Linked DNA regions of Homo sapiens: regions 2, 3, 4, 5, 6 and 7 are each linked to region 1. The links are chromatin contacts, found by Hi-C or POLR2A ChIA-PET in ENCODE. All regions are on one chromosome and are shown on one strand. The core of a region is the stretch at or near the end of the contact, and the rest is flanking DNA. Distances in the headings are between cores, read along the strand shown.

Evidence for each region. Hi-C counts contacts between places; a loop is a spot of excess contacts on that map. ChIA-PET counts read pairs that join two places held with the same protein, here RNA polymerase II (POLR2A). Pooled maps may share reads with other maps.
Region 2: a loop to region 1 is called in a map of naive thymus-derived CD4-positive, alpha-beta T cell, with 38 times the contacts of the local background. The contact joins the promoter of GTPBP2 here to the promoter of TBCC in region 1. A Hi-C loop is called at or near these places in 1 of 168 maps with a recorded cell type or tissue (naive thymus-derived CD4-positive, alpha-beta T cell), 1 of 37 single-sample maps with no recorded cell type and 12 of 50 pooled maps. POLR2A ChIA-PET finds 5 or more read pairs at or near these places in 5 of 52 experiments (BJ, H1, HCT116 and 2 more).
Region 3: a loop to region 1 is called in a map of naive thymus-derived CD4-positive, alpha-beta T cell, with 7 times the contacts of the local background. The contact joins the promoter of USP49 here to the promoter of TBCC in region 1. A Hi-C loop is called at or near these places in 1 of 168 maps with a recorded cell type or tissue (naive thymus-derived CD4-positive, alpha-beta T cell), 1 of 37 single-sample maps with no recorded cell type and 9 of 50 pooled maps. POLR2A ChIA-PET finds 5 or more read pairs at or near these places in 2 of 52 experiments (B cell and activated naive CD8-positive, alpha-beta T cell).
Region 4: a pooled map shows a loop between it and region 1 (10-fold over the local background). The contact joins the promoter of CCND3 here to the promoter of TBCC in region 1. A Hi-C loop is called at or near these places in 1 of 37 single-sample maps with no recorded cell type and 8 of 50 pooled maps. POLR2A ChIA-PET finds 5 or more read pairs at or near these places in 3 of 52 experiments (GM12878, T-cell and activated CD4-positive, alpha-beta T cell).
Region 5: a loop to region 1 is called in a pooled map, with 19 times the contacts of the local background. The contact joins the promoter of TJAP1 here to the promoter of TBCC in region 1. A Hi-C loop is called at or near these places in 8 of 50 pooled maps. POLR2A ChIA-PET finds 5 or more read pairs at or near these places in 3 of 52 experiments (B cell, activated naive CD8-positive, alpha-beta T cell and naive thymus-derived CD8-positive, alpha-beta T cell).
Region 6: a loop to region 1 is called in a map of OCI-LY7, with 4 times the contacts of the local background. The contact joins the enhancer-like site here to the promoter of TBCC in region 1. A Hi-C loop is called at or near these places in 1 of 168 maps with a recorded cell type or tissue (OCI-LY7) and 3 of 50 pooled maps. POLR2A ChIA-PET finds 5 or more read pairs at or near these places in 2 of 52 experiments (MCF 10A and OCI-LY7).
Region 7: a map of naive thymus-derived CD4-positive, alpha-beta T cell shows a loop between it and region 1 (7-fold over the local background). The contact joins the promoter of TAF8 here to the promoter of TBCC in region 1. A Hi-C loop is called at or near these places in 1 of 168 maps with a recorded cell type or tissue (naive thymus-derived CD4-positive, alpha-beta T cell), 2 of 37 single-sample maps with no recorded cell type and 12 of 50 pooled maps. POLR2A ChIA-PET finds 5 or more read pairs at or near these places in 6 of 52 experiments (CD4-positive, alpha-beta T cell, HEK293, MCF 10A and 2 more).

What each region holds. Positions count from the first base shown.
Region 1 is chr6:42,744,712-42,747,504 of GRCh38, forward strand. TBCC (tubulin folding cofactor C) reads right to left here and starts at 1,392. Exons shown (of 1, transcript NM_003192.3): 1 at 1-1,392. The coding sequence starts at 1,362. The coding sequence ends at 322. It also overlaps a transcript of BICRAL not described here. RefSeq lists enhancers at 881-1,040, 1,101-1,180, 1,211-1,420, 1,485-2,448 and a silencer at 2,391-2,450.
Region 2 is chr6:43,627,940-43,630,732 of GRCh38, forward strand. GTPBP2 (GTP binding protein 2) reads right to left here and starts at 1,325. Exons shown (of 12, transcript NM_019096.5): 1 at 1,038-1,325. The coding sequence starts at 1,223. It also overlaps a transcript of MAD2L1BP not described here. RefSeq lists silencers at 1,035-1,114, 1,135-1,274 and enhancers at 1,335-1,514, 2,135-2,354.
Region 3 is chr6:41,894,023-41,896,815 of GRCh38, forward strand. It overlaps USP49 (ubiquitin specific peptidase 49), which reads right to left and starts at 1,353. Exons shown (of 8, transcript NM_001286554.2): 1 at 1,302-1,353. RefSeq lists enhancers at 112-626, 1,561-1,750 and silencers at 1,191-1,430, 1,219-1,511.
Region 4 is chr6:41,940,356-41,943,148 of GRCh38, forward strand. It overlaps CCND3 (cyclin D3), which reads right to left and starts at 1,453. Exons shown (of 5, transcript NM_001760.5): 1 at 1,097-1,453; 2 at 15-230. The coding sequence starts at 1,294. RefSeq lists enhancers at 512-641, 684-1,635 and a silencer at 1,152-1,601.
Region 5 is chr6:43,476,125-43,478,917 of GRCh38, forward strand. TJAP1 (tight junction associated protein 1) reads left to right here and starts at 1,446. Exons shown (of 11, transcript NM_001350562.2): 1 at 1,446-1,504; 2 at 1,963-2,108. RefSeq lists an enhancer at 1,796-2,589.
Region 6 is chr6:42,024,236-42,027,028 of GRCh38, forward strand. It overlaps a transcript of CCND3 not described here. Among named protein-coding and RNA genes, the nearest start is that of TAF8, 25 kb to the right of the region's middle. Within about 2 kb of position 1,341, at least 8 of the 41 ENCODE cell types and tissues checked have a DNase peak (open chromatin) inside an H3K27ac peak, as active enhancers do; they include OCI-LY7, where a contact is called at or near this core.
Region 7 is chr6:42,049,157-42,051,949 of GRCh38, forward strand. TAF8 (TATA-box binding protein associated factor 8) reads left to right here and starts at 1,368. Exons shown (of 9, transcript NM_138572.3): 1 at 1,368-1,430; 2 at 2,201-2,357. The coding sequence starts at 1,386. It also overlaps a transcript of CCND3 not described here. RefSeq lists enhancers at 991-1,542, 1,324-1,873, 1,543-2,094.

The DNA.
Region 1 (2,793 bases), core at 142-2,641:
CCCGGACAACATGGCGAAACCCCGTCTCTACTAAAAATACAAGTTCGCGTGGTGGCGCGCGCCTGTAATCCCAGCGCGCCACCACGCTGGGGGACGGAGTAAGACTCAGTCTCAAAGGCATGACGAAAATAGCAAAAATGCTTTAGTGTTATACCTGTTACGAATTTAATGGAAATTACAAGTAGGAGCCCATTACAATCTCTAGCCTTAAAATGCTGAAAACATACACAGTGTGACAATAAGTAAACTTCGAGACCCAATAAGGGGGAAAGTCCAACGTGGAAAGTATTTGGTAGGAGTGAAGAACAGAGTGACAACTGCTTAGTCCCACTGGATATTTCGCTCCTCTTCAGGAAGAATACTCCAGTTTGGGGAGGCCATATCCCGGGCCAGCCAGTTAAAATCGTCAACATCGTTCCAGTTATTTTTGCTCCTATCTAAACCAGAGCTCTCGAAGTCCTTGTCGATCTCCGGGTAGCTCCAGGTGTAAGGGGCGAACTGGATCCCACTGCAGTCCTCCACGATGGCCCTGCTGGTCACCTGCAGGAAGATGCGGGTGTCTTTCGTACTGTGTATGCGGAGCTGTTGGCAGGCCACTGCCAGCACGCAGTCACTGCAGTCCTCCAGGAAAACAGAGGTAGACACCGGACCGCAGAGCAGCTTGCAGCTGTGGGCCTTGGTTAGCCGCAGGGTGTTGGGATTTCCATACAGTCTGACCGTGCAGTTGCTCAGTTCGGTCAAAAGAACGTCGCGCTGGTGCAACTCGCTGGCTCTCTTCTCCAAGACTTGGGACTCCAGGTTGGAGAAACCGCAGACCCAGCTGGGGCCGAGGTCTCCTTCCGCCTTCTTGGGCAGCGGGGAGTCCTGTATGCTTTCAACTGCCGGGGGGATGCCAGGAGCCGCGTCTACTTTGGTAGACGAAGCAGCATCCTTTCCCCGGGTCTTGAAAGCGAAACGCTTCTTGGGCTGCAGCCCCCGGCGCCGCTCGGCCAAGGCCGCCTGCAGCCGCGCCAGCGCCTCTTGTCCCTGCCGCAGGTCGTAAGCGGCTAGGAAAAAAACTGAGTCGTTGATTAGTTTCTGCAGCCCCTGGAGCCGAGAGGCCGCCTCCTCCAGCCGCTCGACCGACTCCGCGCGCTCCAGAAGCTCTTCCACGGCCGCTCGCTCCCGAACAAAGGTGGCGACGAAAAAGTGGCTGTTCTCCTTCTCTACCTCCTGGTTCTGCCGCTTTTGTTTCCGCCTTTCAACTTCCAGCTGCCGTTCTTGTTCGCGTCTCTGAAGCCGCTCAGGCACCAGGCTCAGGTCCCGCTGGGACTCCATGTCTCCGGTCCTGACAGCAGCAGCGGAGCAACTGACGGACTCCATATTGGCTTCAAGCTTCCTCTCTCTTGTCTTCCTTCCTCCGGGCGCGCTGTCCGTGAGGCCTCCCACCAACGCGTCCGGTGATTGGCCTAACATGATGATGTCAGATCCCCGGCCTTATTTTCTTCGCCTATTGGTTCCTCTGCGTCGGAGGGGGCGGGGAGATGGGGCGGGGCCGACTGACTATGGGGGTGGGAAGACAAAGGTTCTTGTGGATGGGTGGGGTGGGAGGCAGGCGGGGGAATCTTTTTTTTCCTCTTAAAGGGGCAGGACTTATATCCGGGATTGTGGGGTGAGTTGCAGCAGCGGCAGCTGCACATGTGGGTTTGTTTATAAGAACAAGGTTAGAAACTCGCAGGCCTCCCCCTCCCCCCAGCTCCTCCCTACTACCCCCTTACAGGCCGGAGATCCGCTACTAGGGGTGTGGGTGGGAGGGATGAGTGCGTGTGGTGGGTTGGGGGGACAGGTAGTGGTGAGAAAGATGGAGCGGGGGGGAATATTGCACCGCCTGGCCCGCGCCGGAGGAAGCAGCAGCTGGAACAGCTGGCTGGGGAGCCGCTTGCATGCCTCCGGTTTTTTCTTTTCCCTTCCACCACCCCTTCCCCCAACCCATTTCTGCCTCCCCGTAGCCCTCATCCTTACCGCCCCCCTCCCCCCTATCCACTGCAGTTCGGCGCGGCCTGGGGGCTCCTGGATCCCCGCAGGCAGTTACTAGGGCAGGAGAAGGCAAGGGGCACTGCGATGGGAGAGACTGGGTTCCTCACTGCAACCTGGTTCGAGGGGCCCTGGGGGAGTCCATAAAAGGATTACTATTTTTTTGGCCAATTGCTGCAGTCGGAGGGGTGGGGGCGGGGGAAGGTGAGATCCACACCCCCTTCCTCTTTCTTCCCTGCCCTCCCCGAGCTCGGTCCCGGCCACTCCCTCCGCAGCTGGGCGTCGCCGGCCGCGCTGGGGTGAGACCCTAGCCCCGGGCTCCGTGGCTCTCTGGGGCGGTCGGTCTTAGGAAAGCGGTGGGAGAAGCGGTACATTATTTCTAGGGGTGGTGGGAGGGATTTGTCACCGGAAGTGAATGGCCTAGCCTAAAGTCGGGACCAACCCGAGGTGTGGGTGGGCAGCCAAGACGGCGCAGTCACTGGCAAAAACCCGAGGCAGCGGGCAGGGCGAGAACCCGAGACGCAGCCGCTGCCCGGGCGCGGCAGCCTCGCATGCTTCGCTCAGATCTGCGGAGCTCCCGAACCTCTTTAACCCTGCCCGCCCTTCCAACCCTAGGTTTCCTCCTTATATCCCCAGTTCCCAGCCTCCATCGTTTAAATTGGGGTATTTAACGACCCAAGAAACTTGAAATTTCACCGATCTACCTGCATTTTGATGCAGAGAAAGATGGGAGGAAACGCGAACCATTGAATTAAATCTGAGTTAAAACTGATCTCCCAT
Region 2 (2,793 bases), core at 75-2,574, 880 kb after region 1:
ACAAGAATGACAGTCTAGGGCCCAGACCAATGGTTCCCAAAGTGAGGTCCTGGGACCAGCAGCATTAGTATCACACGGGAACTTATAAGAAATGCAAATTCTCAGGCCCATCCTCACTAGTAAGAAAGAATCAGAAATTCTAGGCTGGGCACGGAGGCTCACGCCTGCAATCCCAGCACTTTGGGAGGCCGAGGCGGGTGGATCACCTGAGGTCAGGAGTTTGAGACCAGCCTGGCCAACATGGTGAAACCCCATCTCTACTAAAAATACAAAAATTATCTGGGCGTGGTGGCGGGCACCTGTAATGCCAGCTACTCGGGAGGCTGCAGCAGAAGAATCGCTTGAGAACCCGGGAGGCCGAGGTTGCAGTGAGCTGAGATAGCCCTACAGCACTCCAGCCTGGGTAACAGAGACTCCGTCTCAAAAAAAATAAATAAATAAATAATAAAAAAATAAAATTGGCCAGGCGTTGGGGGCCAGCAATCCGGGTGATTCGATACATGCCAAAGTTTGATAACCACTGGCTTAGGCTGTGTGTGTGTGTGTGTGTGTGTGTGTGTGTGTGTAGTGAACATACTGCTCTTTTCCCGAGTACTGTGTGTGTGTCCGTGTGGAACATATTGCTCTTTTCCCGGGTACTCCCCTTCTCCCTGTGGAACAAGTTTAGAAGAAGTGGTGGTTACTGTCTGCCTCTCGTCCCAGGATGCAGTCTCTCTTGCCCTATGGCGGCACACGCAGTTGGTCGGGGTGCTCTTCCTGGGATCCCCTTTCTCTACTTCTCTCCTGGGGTAATCTAGATCAGAAGGGGGAGTCCTCCCTCTCCACTCTTCCTCCCTGAGGTCCTGTCACCTGAGAGTCCAGTCTCTGCCCTTCCTCCCTGGGGTCCCGGGACCTGAAAGAGGTGTTCTCCTCCCGTGCCCCTCCTCCCTGGGGTCTCGACACCGGAAGGGGAGATTAATTATCTGGGTCCCGCCTCCCTAGAGTCCTGGGCCGGAAAGAGTGGCTTCTTCCCGCCCTACCACTTCTCAGGTGCTCACCTCGGGGGGCAAATACGGGGGGTTGTTGGCTTTGCCCCCTCTGTTCCTTCCGTTCTTCTTCTTTCCCTTTGGCCCCCCGCAGCCGCTGCTGCTGCCGGCCCCCCTAGCCTTGAGGGTTCCGCCCACGGCCGGGCCCCCTCCGGGCCGGCAGCAGCCGCCGAACAGCTCCGATACCCGCGAGTCCATCCGCCGCTGCCGCCAGCCCCCCGCCCGGCCCCTCCCCCGACCGCCGCCGCCGTCGCCGCCGCCCTTACTGCCACTGCCGTGTCCGGCCGGCCTGAGCAGAGTGGGGTGGGGCTCTGCACAAGCTACGCCCCCCACCTCCCTGGCCTCCGGGTCGCGTCAGAAACAGCCGCGGGGCACCACGGGATATAGAGTCCCCAGGCCTGGGAATTCACTTAAATGACACGTCGCCGCCCTACAACTCCCAGGAGGCATCGCGGCGCAAGTGGCCGCGGGAGTCGTCGGAGGCGTGGGGAAGGAGCGCGCCTTGGCGCGCAAAGGCTTAAGGGAGCTGTAGTCTGACTTCCAGTCCTCGCGCTATGTTCTTTTTCTAGGACTTGGGGGGAATTTAGAGCCTCGAGGCCTGGGGTGGGGACGCGAGGACACCAGCGTAGAAGAGCTTACATCAGAATCGAGCTTTGTGGGCGCTCCGGGATTTGGCCCTTTAGCGCGGATCCTAGACAACAGGTTTTGGACCTCGAGAGCTGCAGAACTGAGGCTACTGGTGCCGCCAGCCTGCTGGCTCCGCCTCTGCCTCAGTTTCTTCCCCTATGGCCCGCGTGCCGCTGGGGTGAGTCAGGGCGAACGCCAGGGCGGAGGCGGATGGTGATTAGCCAAATTACGGCTGTTATTGTTGGGATGATTATGCTACCTTTACATAGTAGTCACTGCTTTATTACCAGGCTGGCACCGTCCAGGGGCTGGTTTTAATAACCGGAGGCACCGCGGTGGCCCCGACACGAGACCCGAACCCGTAAACCAGCTTCCTCCCCGAAGGCTGCAAGCATACCCAAAGCGAGTATTCCTCCTCCCCTTTGTTTTGAAGCAGAACCAATCGGGAAGAACTGAGTTTGGTTTTAAACGGCCAAGACTGTAGGAGGGGCCTGGCCCCTACTTCGGGCGGGGCTAGGGCTCGGGTTACACCAACCACCACGAGGGCGGGGCAGTGGCCGGGAATAGAAACTTGGCCTAGGGCCACAGGGGATTTTTGGCTTTTGACTCTCTTGTGAAGCAATCTCCAGCTCTTTAGTGCTGTTGCACTCTACAGAGTACATACATTCAGCGACATAAGCCAGTGCACAGAACACAGAAAGGCAGGGTGGAAAAGCAGTTATGTTGCTGAGCTGCGAGTCAGGACGCTAGGGCTCAATTCACAGCCGCATGGCTGTCTCATGACTCAGACCACTCACAGTGTGTCCACTTCTCCCCTCTTCTCGAACTGCGAGGTGCTCATACACGGTCAAGAAATTAAACAACTCAGCCGGGTGCGGTGCCTCACGCCTGTAAATCACAGCACTTTGGGAGGCCAAGGAGTGTGCGGATCACCTGAAGTCAGGTGTTCGAGACCAGCCTGGCCAACACAGCGAAACCCCGTCTCTACTAAAAATACAAAAATTAGCTGGGCGTGGTGGCGCATGCCTGTAATCCCGGCTGCTCGCGAGGCTGAGGCAGGAGAATCGCTTGAACCCGGGAGGCGGAGGTTGCAGTGACCCGAGATCACGCCATTGCACTCCAGCCTGGGCAACAGAGCGAG
Region 3 (2,793 bases), core at 103-2,602, 850 kb before region 1:
CAACTCCCCATAACACGCACATTCGATTCCCACCCCCCTGCAGTCTACCCCAGTTCTACATCCATCAGGACTCCCCCAGCTTCTCTTAGCCCCCTCTCTTCCCTTACTCCCCATCTCATCCTTTAAATTCTGGGGCCCATCTCTTCCTGCTCCTCTCACCATTTGCTTTTAGCCCTGTCTCTTTACCTCACTGTTTTCACCTTGGATCTTGCTGAACCTCTTCAATTAACGTAATTACCCAGTTATCCTTGTCCCAGATGGCCATCACTTCTTACACCCTAACTCTAGTCTCCTTTCAGCTCTTCTGGTCCCAGAATCGTCCTACAGACACCCATCTCTTATCTGTTTCCTTTCGCCCTTCCACCACACTCTTATTCCTGACTCCACCTGGTTCCAGTCCAGGTCTCATTTGCCCTCCCTCACTTTACAGAATTTACATCCATCGCCCACCCACTAACCCATTCCTTTCTCAGAACCTCGCCAGCAGTTCCCACCACACCGTTGGTCCCAGTCCTTCAGCTCATCTCGCTCCGCACTAGTTCACACCCTCGTCACGTCTGGCTCTTAATCACTCTCTCTTTCCTACTCCCAACTATTACCCCAGCTCTGCCCCTCCTTGTCTTCCACTTCCAACACTTACCCCGGTACCCCTCACCCCAACACCACCCGCTACGAAGATTTCCCCTTCAAACCCCTGCTCTTACACCTAACCCCAGGATCCCTTTCCCCAGCCCTAACCTCATTCCCTGCCCGGCTTCCTTAACGCCCACCCTGGCTTTTGCCTCCTTCCTATCTCCTTGGCTGGCTTTTTCTCACTCCTCCTCTCCCTGGCTTCTAACCCTTTCTCCCCTTAATCCTCCTCATCTCATTCTCAACCCGGTTCCCCTCATCGCCTCCAAGCCTTCCTTTCCCTCTCCCTTCAACGCTTTTGCCCCAACCCAGCCGTCGCCCACCCCGCCAAAATAAGGCGCCCGCGCGCCCCGACTCCCGGCTCTCGCCTCCCGCCGCCCCCGCCCCGGGCGCCCCCAGCCCGCCGGCGCCGCGGTCCCGCCCCCTGCCGCCGCTCCTCCCGCCCGCGAGGCGCGCGCTGCCTTTGTCGCCCCTCACCCGGTGTGTGAGGATTTTGCTTCTTTAAAGGGGAGGGCTAGTGAGCCGGAGACTCCTATCCCCGCCTCCGAGTCTTAGAATGGGCTCCCTGGCCGTCGCGGCCTCCCCGGCCCCCGTTCCCCCTACCCCCTGGAGCTACCCACTTTGCTGCCTCCCCACCTCCTCCGTCCCCTCCCCCGGCCCCCTCTATTTACCGCCATCATCAGCACGCGCGAGCTGTCACCAGGGCGCGAGACAACCGAACACGGCCCCGCCCCCTGCCCGTCTATTGGCCCGCCCGCTGGAGCCCCGCCCCTCAGGCCCTGCATTGCGCCAACGGCGCAGCGCTGGGCCGCGACCCCGGCACCGGCACCCGTTCCGAGGGTTCGCGCCGCAGGCGCAAAGTTTAGGGTCAGCCACAAACGCGCGGCCGCTTTGAGCCTGGCGTAAGGGGCGGCGGCGTAGGGGGACGTTGTGAATAGCTGGTCGAAGTTTGGTTGAAGCACAGGAGGGTAAATAAGAAGGTTTCCAGACAAAGAGACTCTTAAAGGTACAGACTCTTATGTCTGTCCCTCCTCCTTAAAGGGCCAGAGACGCTCCCGAGCCCATCTCCGCCCCCTTCTTCCCGGGGAACTGTAAAGGTATTTTACATGAGTTTCCCATACTCTTTTCGGTTCACCTTTAACACCTCTCCCCACTGCGAAGGACAAAGGCTTTCTCACTATCCCGTCCGTATGTTTTGTTTTATTCTGTTAAAAGACGTTATTTCTGTGTTGTTCCTAAAGCAGCAGCCCTCAAACCGTGGGGTTTCCGGAGGCAGCGTTTGCAAAAGTTACTATTGGCTCCCAGGCGGGTGAGCACGTGTCTGGCTTTTGCCACAGATGACCCAAGAGAGATTCAGCTGTTTTATGGAAATCCCCCACAAGTTAGAGGATCGCTGCCGGAACTGAAGAAGTTCAGCAGATTGTAAGGCTTGGGAAATAAACCAGACTGACTTGGTAGTGGTCCATTGGGAAACAGAACAGCACCTAAGCTACAAAAGGCTTAGGTTAAGCAGTCTCCTAGGTGCACTGTCTTGAAACTACTTGCGGGGTGGTAGTGGGGGGAGGGGATGGGAGTCTCCCAAAATAAGATCAACAATTTCAACACCCAACACATAGCTAAGGCAGATAAAGACTTACATTTAAATATAAGGACAAGTAAAAGAAACAGACATTAGCTATAGTAGTGGCTCAAGTTACACACCTGTAAACAGGAGAACTAGGTAAGCACAAAAAAAAAAAAAAGAACACCACACACAATAGGAAGGGGGAAACTACAATGCCTGGACCAAGCGCTGTGTAGGCAATTTATTAACAACTTGCACTTTTAAAAGAGGTTTGATAGAAGGAGAGGAAGTGGAGTGTTTCAATTTGGTTTGGTCGGGATTTATCATGAGGTTCAAGGCCTCAGAGTTAGATTCAGAATTTAGCTCTCCCTTTGTCGTCCATCACAGTTAACATAATTCTTTTTAAGGAATTCTTAACATTATAACTCTAATTATATGTCTTATTCCCTTACTCAACAATCCCCAAGAAAATTCTTGGAGAAGAAAGATTGTTACTTATTCAATGTTAGTTCCATAACAAGGTGCTTTTGCTGAGTGAAGAATTTGGGAGCCACTTAAAACTTCCAATGGAAGGGATGCTCCCAGAATAGCAATACAGG
Region 4 (2,793 bases), core at 203-2,702, 800 kb before region 1:
AGTTACACACGCACCCGCAACTGGCGGGGAGAGACAGCGTGGTCGGTGTAGATGCACAGTTTTTCGATGGTCAGGGGCGTGGTCTCGCGCAGCTTGGAGGCCAGCAGCATGCAGACCGCACCCAGGAGCTGCAACTGCGCCTTTCGGGTGGGGACGCAAGACAGGTAGCGATCCAGGTAGTTCATGGCCAGGGGGAAGACTTCCTCCTCACAGCGCTGCTCCTCACATACCTGGGGGAGGGCGCACAGTCACTGCTGGGTCTGGAGCGTGGGGAACACAGCAGCGGGGGGGTGGGAGCGCTGAAGTGAGGTGGGATAGGGAGCAAAAACGGCAGAGAGGGTAAGCTACTTAGAGAGACAAGGACCAATAAAGGAGGAGGATGCGCCCTCCCCAAGGTGACGCCCCCCACTTCCTCTGCGCGGCCTCCTCCCCTCTCCCCTTGACGGGGGAGTGGTAAAGCCAAGGAGCCCTTGCTCACGGAGGATTCCAAACGGAGACTCCCCTCCCCCACAGCGAGGGGAAGTGGGACGCAAGGGTCACCCATGGTAGCCAGAGAGCTGGGACCTCACCCCCATCACCGCCACCACTGCACACACCCGAGGGGAAGGGAGGAGGCTCCTGCCGCTGCCTCCTGCACTTTTCATTTCCCTGTCGGCCGGAACAGGGCGCGCGCCACCCCCATCGCCTTCCCCGCCAGAACCCCGCGAAAGACACAGGAACCGGCTCCCGGGCGGGGGCGGCCGAGCCCAGGGTTTTCCAGGCGCGCTCTCCGGAGAAGGCCGGGAGGCGGAGGGAAGCGGGAGACGCTGTGAGAAGCCGAAGGGGAGAGAGTGTCCTTGGTCCCGTTTGCTCGGCCCGAAGAGAGGCACAGTTAGGGTGCCAAGTGACTGGCAGTCACTGTCGGGAGGAGCCGATTAGGGCTCGGGAAAGCAAGGGAGGCAGCTGGCGTGGGTGCCCTAGTGAAAGGCCAGGCCCCGGGAGTCTTAGCCTCGGAGCATCCTGCAGATTGCTGTGGGGACCGGGATGTCCCGACAGGGCGGCCCCGGTGTGTCCAGACCCGGGAGCGGTGGGGGAGGGGGACGCGTCCGGGCGGTACCTCCAGCATCCAGTAAGCCAGCATCTTCCGCATGTGCGGCTTGATCTCCCGCTGCACGCACTGGAAGTAGGAGGCGCGGGGTACGTAGCGCTCCTCCAGGCGGAGCAGGCTCTGCAGGACACGCTGGTCCCCCAGCAGCCGCGGGTCCGGCCCGGCCCGGGGCGCGTGCCGGGTGCCTTCGCAACACAGCAGCTCCATACTCGGGCAGCGAACAGGCAGGGCGGGAGTGCGGGCTCGCGAGTCCCAAGGCAGGCGACGGGCCGGAGAGCGCGGGGCGCGGGTCTGGCGCTGGCGCTGGCACTGCGCGGCGGATCCCCAGCCCGCCCGCCGCCCGCGCGCGCGCGCCGCTTCCCTGACAGGCGCCCCGCCCCTCGCGACGATGTAGCAACCGTGGAATGCTCGGACGTCGCAACGCTCCGAGGGGCGGGGCTGCGGCGCCCCGGACGGAAAGGGTTGGCTGAGCGCTCTCCCCTCCCTCCCGCGGCCCCATTGGGCCGCTGAGCGCAAGCCGGCCGGCTTCCGGGCACTCCAGGCCCTCTGGACCACCGGGTGCAGAGAACTTTCTAGGAGGTGGGCCTCCTACCCACCCACGGGCCCTCCCATTTTGCTTCTCGGACTCTAGTCACCCAGGAAACAATTTTTCTCCAAAGGTCATTCATTCACTTATTCATTCGTCAAACCCTACTTCACCGGCTGCTTGCTCTAAGGAATGCGATAAATAATGTCAGAGCTAGTTCTTAGTGAACGCTGCTCGAAAGCCTCACGATGTAATGACTCACTACATCTTCACGAAAACTCGGAAACCGAGGCAACTGTCATTCAGTTGGTCCGTGGCAGAGCTAGGATTGGGAAGCTGGCCTTCTTGCTGCAGATTCTGTGTTCTACACCATTGCTAGTTAAACTGTGATCCCAGACCTGTCCCGTGCGTGGTCATCGCCTGGGAGCTGGTTAGAAATGCAGACTCTCAGGCCCACCCCTAACCTGAATCAGAATCTGCATTTTAACTAGATTTCTGTGCACTTTAAAGTATGAGAGCTTTAGTCTAAGTCAGCATATAACAGAACGGAAAGGCCATGGAGTCATGGCCTCACCTTGTTAAGTTGCTTGCCTAGGTTTGGACAAGCCCCTAAAGTCGGCCTTAGTTTCTGTTTGGAGAAACTGTGGACGGAGAAACTAGATTCTCATTGAATCAGTTTCTTGCACAGACTCTGTGAGATCTACCGGTTGCATTTCTTCCACCTCCCAAACTTTTGGTTACTTTGTAGTTTTACCGGAAGCTAGATTCCACTTGACGAAGAGGCCGAAAAAGACCTCCAATAATGCTCCAAATGGGAGGAGGCCATGAGGATCCCTGCCCTACTGGGGTCCTCCTGACTTAGGAGACACTAAGGAAGTGTCTAACCATTTTCTGTTAATTATTCTTTTTTTTTTTTTTTTTTTTTTTTGAGACGAAGTCTCACTCTGTTGCTCAAGCTGGAGTGCAGTGGTGCGATCTGGGCTCACTGCAACCTCCACCTCCCGGGTTCAAGCAATTCCCGAGTAGCTGGGACTACAGGCACGCACCACCATGCCTGACTAATTTTTGTATTTTTCGTAGAGATGGGGTTTCACTATGTTGGCCAGGCTAGTCTTGAACCCCTGACCTCGTGATCCGCCGGTCTCGGCCTCCAAAAGTGCTGGGATTACAGGCGTGAGCC
Region 5 (2,793 bases), core at 196-2,695, 730 kb after region 1:
TATTCATTCAATAAATATTTACTGGCCGGTGCAGTGGCTCACACCTGTAATCTCAGCACTTTGGGAGGCTGAGGCAGGTGGATCACTTGAGGTCAGGAGTTCGAGACCAGCCTGGCCAACATGGTGGAATGGTGGAACTCCCATCTCTACTAAAAATACAAAAAATTAGCTGGCATGCGCCTGTAATCCCAGCTACACAGGAAACTGAGGTGGGAGAATCACTTGAACCCGGGAGGCGGAGGTTGCAGTGAGCCGAGATCGCACCACTACACTCCAGCCTGGGCAACAGAGTGAGACCCTGTCTCAAAAATTAATTAATTAATTAAACAAACAGAATAAAAAAAATCTATTGAATACCTACTATGCCAGGCATTGTTTTAGACACTGGGGATACTGTGATGAGCAAGAAAACATCCCAGACCTCTGGAGTTTGCTTTGTAGTGGGGAGATGATCAATAAACAATAAATATTTAATATAATGTCAGATAATGATAAGTACTATGAATGAAAACATTAAAGCAGGGTAAAGGAGAATAGGGATGCTGATTTAGATTGAGTGGCCAAGGAAGGCTTCTCTAAAGTGATGACACTTGAGCAAAGACACAAATGAGAGTCAATATTTGGAGGAAGAACATTCCAGGTATGGGGAATAGCAAATTTAGAGACCCTGAGGCAGAAATATGCTTAATGCATTGGAGGAAAACATGCCATTTATTCATTAGGCAATTATTGTGTGCCAAGCACCTGCTAGGGAGTATGAAGATGCAATCAAACATAGTTTTTGCCCTGAAGAAGCAGCAGGGCAAAAGTGGTATAACATGTAAATAAATAATTACACTGCACGGGACAGCTACAGTAAAGCTATGTACAAGTTGCTAGTGATGCCCAGCAAAAGGAGCACTAAAGGGAAATCTTTCTGGGGGAGGTGACATTTTAGCTGATGGTTTGAAGGAATAGGAGGAATTGATGATGCAAAGGAGGAGGAGAGAGATTAGACATCTTAAGGCCCGATGTCCTGAAAACAAAGGACAATTTGGGAACCTGAAGTTCCCAGGAGAGGCAAAAAATGAGGCTGATGAAGGTGGAAGAGCCTGGATCATGCGGATCTTTGAATGCCAAACTGAAAAGCTGGTTTTATTCTCTGGATGACGGGGAACCAGTAGCACGATTCTCTCTCCCACTGTATCTTTGAGATGTGTTCCCCTATTCTTTTTTTTTTTTTTTTTCTTTCAGTACTGGATTCTTTCCCCGCTTCCCGCTATTGCCCTGCTCCTGACACCTCCTTCCTTCTGTGGCCAGTCCTCCAATCCCTGCTTTCAGGAGAGCCCCATTTTTCACCATCACCTACCTAGTGTCCCACCTCCCCAACCCGAGGCCCCGCCCCCATGGCCCCGCCTCAGATGACGCGACACGCCAAGTGCGTGGGGATTCCCGCGGCCCTGGCCACTACCCGGCCTGCCCCGCGGCAAGATGGCGGCCTGAACGCAGCTGGCAGCGGCGGAAAGTTTGTTGTGGGGTTGGAGTAGTCGGGCGGGGAAGCCAGAGTTGGGGAGGATTGCGGGGGCCCTAGCCTGTAGTAGGGGCGAAGGGGGTACTGGCTCCAGGGTTGAAAAGAGGAGATGGAATGGAGTAAGGTCCGAGGCGGAGAGGAAAAAAAGGAGCTGGGGCGGACCGGGGCCCTAGGGTCCAGTGGCAGCCCTAGGGGAGGGGGATTTGGGGGCGGGGCAGCCAGAAGTAGGTGTTGTGCAGGCCCTGGAGAAGCAGAGTCACAAGTTGGAGGAAAATTTCTTAGCCGCGAATAAAGAAGCCTGGAGCGTGGGATAGAGGCCCGACTGTATCTGGCCGGCCAGAGGGGAAAGGGATCTTTCTAGTAGAGTGGGATAGTGAGGAAGAGAGATCTGGAGGATGCCGGGCAGATCTGCTAAGGAGGGAACTAAAGCCAGTCAAATGACCCTCTTCTAGGCTTAGATCAGCCTTTCCACAGCTGTTAGCAGCATCTGCCCCAATTTCAGCTGAAGATTCAGGTGCCCCAGGGACTGGAAGAAATTACAGTGCCTACTTGGAAAGAAGAAGAGATAGCGACTTGCCCCAGTCCAACCCCAGAGCGGGTAAGGTGGCTTCCAGTGACAGGTTTCTGGCTGGCATGCTCCCTGGGAGGAGGATGCATGGGCTTAGAGTGATGCCAAGAAACATTTGGTCTGAAAAGGGCTCACTTTTATAGAGTTTGTCCTTTGTCTGAGGTCCTTAAGTTAGTGTTTGGCGTAGATTGCAGGCTGACTTTTGAGAGTTGGTGTAGAATTAAGCCTTGTGTGCCTTCACCTATGCAAGTAAACCTGGACAGAGGCCTAGAGACCAGGCCGAAGGATGTTAACACATCCCTGTCACAAGCAGTTTCCTACATGCTCATTGTTTCTGCTTCAATATCCCCATCACTTCTTCACTTTGGCGTCCTGCCTGGAAGTGGAGATTTGTGGGTGACAGATGGTGGGGAGTCACGAGAAAACAAATTCTGATCGTGTTCACTGACCATTTAGGTACCTGCTGTCACTGACTCCTGAATTCATTCTCGCTGTGTGTCTACTTTTGCTTTTTTGGTAAGAAGGGCTCATTAGTGTTCCTCTGGGGATGTGGATTTTGGTGGGGGTATCAGAGGTGAGGGAAAGGCAGGTTGGGATTAGAGAGAAAAAATGTAGATCAGTTTCTGGTAAGAGATCAAGTGGACTGATGTAAAGCTCTGGGAATGTTTAGCACCGCACTGCCTATCCTTGAGACCCCTAATATTTGAGAGCTACT
Region 6 (2,793 bases), core at 91-2,590, 720 kb before region 1:
TACTAAATATACAAAAAATTAGCCAGGCATGTTGGCGGGCACCTGTAGTCTCAGCTACTTGGGAGGCTAAGGCAGGAGAATGGCATGAACCCAGGAGGCGGAGCTTGTAGTGAGCGGAGATCACGCCACTGCATTGCAGCCTGGGTGACAGAGCAAGACTCAGTCTCAAAAAAAAAAAATAATAATAATTCACCCTGATAACACAGCTGGTGTGTGGAAGAGGCAGAGGGGTTTATGCGCCTCCAGTGACATGGAAGGAGAACCTGCATCTTGTGAGGATCTCAGTCCACCCTCAGTGATGAGGAGGGTCCCTCTCCTTAGCCATGCCACTGGCACTGTTCAGTAGCAGGAAAGCATGAAGTGACATTGCGAGGCTGGGGCCACTCAGAAGTCCAGGCAAGCAGGGCAGGCATGGTGGCTCACGCTTGTAATTCCACCATTTTGGGAGGCTGAGACAGGTGAATCACCTGAGGGTAGGAGTTTGACACCAGCCTGGCCAACATGGTGAAACCCTGTCTCTACTAAAAATACAAAATTAAGGGGCCGGGCGCAGTGGCTCATGCCTGTAATCCCAGCACTTTGGGAGGCTGAGGAGGGCAGATCACCTGAGGTCAGGAGTTCGAGACCAGCCTGACTAATAGAGAGAAACCCCGTCTCTCCTAAAAATACAAAATTAGCCCAGTGTGGTGGTGCACACCTGTAATCCTAGCTACGTGGGAGGCTGAGGCAGGAGAATCGCTCGAACCCAGGAGGTGGAGGTTGCAGTGAGACGAGATCATGCCACTGCACTCCAGCTTGGGTGACAAAGTGAGACTCCATCTCAAAAAATAAAGTCAAATAAAATAAAATAAAAAAGAAATCCAGGGAGGAAAGCAGGGCCTGCATGAGGCCATGCCTTGGGGAATAAAGTGAGAGTGACCCATGCACGCAGGCAGACAGAAGGTCTGGGATCTAACTGTGAGAGGAAACAGGGAGCCTGACAGCTCTCCGAGCAGGCCAGGGCAGGGGGACCTCTCTTCCAGCAAGGCCAAGAGGGGCCCAGGAAGCCAAGCCCCAGGGAGAAGTCTGAGAGACCAAGGCCTCACAGAGGAAGTGTCTCCACAGAGATTTCCAATTGCCACGCCACCTTCTTTCCTGGAGCAAAGAGGTGCAGTTGGTGAACTAGGGCCACGGGTAATGGGAAGAATGGGAAGGAGAGATCCCATCCAACCTGGAACACTGGAGGGACAGCTAGAGTTGGAGGAGGGGTGAGTGAAGACATCTCCCCTCAGCTCACAGAAGAAGTCACACACCTCACCAAACTGAGAAAAATCAGATTCCACGCCTGGTGTGAGAGGGAAGTGAAACCGCACCTCCAATGCTCCACTGCCCTCCCCTCCGGCACTCTGGCCCATCCTGCACCCCGGCCGCCCCACGATGGCGGGCTCAGAGGTGAGGGCCTATCAGATGCATTCATGGGCTCCCTTAGGGCCTTTTGGGCTCTGAGTCACAAGGGTGGCTCTCTCAGAGCTGTGATGGCCTGGTCTCTCCTCCCCAGGGAGGCAGAAAGGGAACCAGGGAAAACAAGGCTTATAAGCTACAGAGGTAAGGGACTGTGCCCATCTTGTTCTTTCCTTTTTCACACACACGGAACATGGTACCCGGTGTATCCATGGTAAGCACTTAATAAACAGACACTGAGCGGATGAGTGAATTAATGAGTGAGTGAATGAATGAGTCAGCACTGGACCCACAAGGCTGCCTGTCAGCCTCTAGCCACATGGAGATTCCCACCTCCAGAGAAGAGCTCTACTACGTATGTTCCCCAAACTCCCTGTCAGCTAAATGTGACCTGTGACCAACTGGTGATCAAAGGGATAAGCTATCTGTCAATTGTTAGGTCTCGTTTGAAAATAAACCTCTTTTTCCCCTATTTTTGACAAACCTTGACCTCCCTGCCTCGACCCTGCTCACATTACATTTGACCTTCTCAACGACCTCTCTAAGGGATGGAGACATGACCCTCCTCTACCTCATCAGAGAACAGCACAGACCCTCTCCCCCCGCCGCCCCCCTGCCAAGGGGAAAATATGGTGCTCCTCAATGAACCTCACCCTGATCCTACAGGGTGCTCCTGGAAGAAGGGCTCCATGATGACCTCCAAGGGGCCTCTGGTCAAGGCGAAGGAGAATCAGACCCTCCACCTTTGACCAGAGGGGAGGGAGTCCAGCGTGAGGGCATTAGCCAAGGGGGTTCTGGTCCCTCTGCTCTAGGCCCCTCACAAAAAGAAGTCCAGCTGGGAACATTTTTCTCCCAGCAGGTCCCCATAGGAAAGCCATCCTCACCCACATGACACAGGCTCCCCATACCCTTCTCATCTAGATCTCATGGCAAAGATTGCCAACTGTCCCCTAAAATCCACTTTCCCTTCTTGTACCTTTGGTACTAGAAGCTCCACTATGTATGTTCCCCAAACTCCCTGTCAGCTAAGTGTGGCATGTGATCAGCTGGTGACCAAAGGGATGTCATCTGGCAACTTTGAGGTCATGCTCTGAAAAGGAAGGGCAGTGCCTTTTCTTTCTCGTCACTTTCCTCCCTCCCCACTGGCTGGCTGACGGACCCAGCAGCCATGGTGGGATGCCATCTCCCACACGCAAGGGCACAGGAGGGGCTTGGGCCCTCAACACCACCAAGGGGTCAGATCACCCACCCGGATCTGTATGGGAGAAATTTCCATTTTGCTAAGCCACTCTTGTTGGAGTCTGTGTTACAGCAGCCTAACCTCCCCTAGTTCCTATCCCAGCCCATTCTTTG
Region 7 (2,793 bases), core at 118-2,617, 700 kb before region 1:
TCCCGAGTAGCTAGGACTACAGGCGCACGCCGCCACGCCCGGCTAATTTTGTGTATTTTTAGTAGACACGGGGTTTCACCATGTTGGTCAGGCTGGTCTCGAACTCCTGACCTGAGGTGATCCACCCGCCTCGGCCTCTCAAAGTGCTGGGATTACAGGCGAGAGCCACCGCGCCCGGCCGATTTCTTGACTCTTACTACACGTCAGGCACTGTGACAGACTCTTTCTGTGTATCATCTCATCTTTCCCCCAGCTTTACAGAAGAGGAAACTGAGACACACTGAGGATTAAGGTCAAGTGCCCGAAGTACCATAGCTGGCTAGTGTTAGGATCCAAGCCCAGAATCTGCGTCCTGCCAGGCACCTGCAAATGGGGACGAACACGGCGCAGCTAGAGGGGCTGACAGGCTAGGGAGAAAACCACTGGTAGCCGCGGGCACCCCACGCCCTGGGAGTGAGGCGGCAAGGGACAAGTCTCCCGCCCCCTAGACTTGCCTCGCAAATACTTGCGGGTCGAGGGCGCGAAGGCAGCAGGATGCAGCGATAGACTTGGACTAGGTGGTCCAGGCTCTACTTCCAAGTGGGCCATTGACAGGCGGGGCGGCCCTCAGCACAAAATCACCAGGCTGGATGCTCCAGGGTTTCCCAACATTACTCGCTCAGAAGAATCATCTGGGGAGCTCCTTAATGAGAAAGATTCCCAAGCCCCTCTTCCAGAGAGTGAAGTCACTGGGATTGGGCTGGGCCCAGCCAGGTGTTACTAATAATAAGACAAGTTTGGAAAACCCTGCGAGTGTAGATGATCTCCTGGTATGCTCTTTATAAGAACCGATTTTCATATTAAAATAGGTTTCTTTTAACTCAGTGAAACCGGGCGCGTTTTCCTGGCCCACAACCAAGCCACTGAAGGCCCCAGAACACTTCACTCTCAAAAGGTCACGTGAGGCTGGCGCGGTAGCTCACGCCTGTAATCCCAGCACCTTGTGAGGCCGAGGCCGCGGACTGCTTGAGCTTAGGTGTTCGAGACCAGCCTGGCCAACATGGCGAAACTCGGTCTCTACTAAAAATACAAAAACTAGCGGGGCGTGGTGGTGCCCGCCTGTAATCCCAGCTACTCCGGAGGCTGAGGCGGGAGGATCGCTTGAGCCTGGGAGGTGGAGGTTGCAGTGAACCGAGATCGCGCCATTGCACTCTAGCCTGTGAAACGGAGCAAGACTCTGTATCCAAAAAAAAAAAAAAAAAGTCACGTGAGCCGGGGTCACCGGAGGCGTCCCCCAACCGACTGGGCTTCGGAAAACCAAGGGGCGCACGCCGCCCCGCCCCGCCCCGCCCCGCGACTACAAGTCCCATCGCGCCCCGCGCTCGCGCACACTACGCCAGAACAAGATGGCCGACGCGGCGGCCACAGCTGGGGCCGGTGGCTCCGGAACGGTAAGGGCAGGAAGCGCGGGCTCGGAGCCGAGAGAGTTTGGGTATCCTGCAACTTTCCCCTCGACTGAGCAACAAGATAATGCCCAGAAATTCAGCCCCATCATGAGCTCCGACTGGCGGAGGGTGTTTTCAGGCCGTAGGCGCCCCCTCCTTGGGACTTGGCTGCGGCCTCCGGAGTTGGCGGACCTGTGTCTTGATTGGCTCGTTCGCTGTTGGGGGTTGGGAGCCCGGAACACCCCCGATTGGTCTGAAGATGCCGTTTTCGCCTTCTTATTGGCCGGCCAAAGTTGAAAGGCATTCCCGTTTCAAAATATTTAGCTTTCTTACTTTTTTGTGCTTTTATCTTTTGCCCTCCTCTCCTCGCGGTCACCTCTTGTTACTGTTTTCATTTTCCCTTTCAATGAAATGGTGTGAAGATGGGAGGCACAAGAGAGGGATCCTGTTTTTTCTGCGGGACACGTCTTAATCCCATCATGCGTGTTTCTTCAGCTATGTATTCTAATAATCTGCTAAAGTAGAAAGTAAAAGACCTGCTATTTTATCTCATTGGGACTGTACGTTTTAGGTAAGCGGAGAAGTGGTCTCTGTATTTAAAGCACCTTGGGTGCTCAATTTTTACTCAGTTGGCCAAGATCTGTAAATCTAAACATTAAGCACTGATTTTTAAAATAAAATTATTTAGTAAAATAACTTTGCTTGCCGTTGACCACGTATGAACTATGTGATTGCATCCTTCTCCTGTGGATGAAAATCTCTCTGCTGATTCACAGAGATCGGGAAGTAAACAGTCCACTAACCCTGCCGATAACTATCATCTGGCCCGGAGGAGAACCCTGCAGGTGGTTGTGAGCTCCTTGCTGACAGAGGCAGGGTTTGAGAGTGCCGAGAAAGCATCCGTGGAAACGCTGACAGAGATGCTGCAGAGCTGTGAGTACATGGAAACACTTGGCCTTGGAGTCAACCCCAACATCAGTTCTGTGCCCTGCTTTGTGATAGTGTTTGAGAGGATTTAAGAAACAAACTTTTTTCTTAAGAGGGGAGAAAAAAAATTTTTTTTAATGTAAAAAGTTGAGAAAAGAAAACAGCACAATGGGCCGAGCGTGGTGGCTCACGCCTGTAATCCCAGTACTTTAGGAGGCTGAGGCGGGTGGATCACCTGAAGTCAGGAGTTCAAGACCAGCCTGGCCAACGTGGCGAAACCCCGTCTCTACTAAAAAACACACAAAAAAATTAGCTGGGCGTGGTGGCAGGTGTCTATAATCCCAGCCACTCGGGAGACTGAGGCAGGAGAATCGCTTGAATCTGGGAGGCAGAGGTTACAGTGAACTGAGATCGCACCACTGCACTCCAGCCTGTGAGGCTC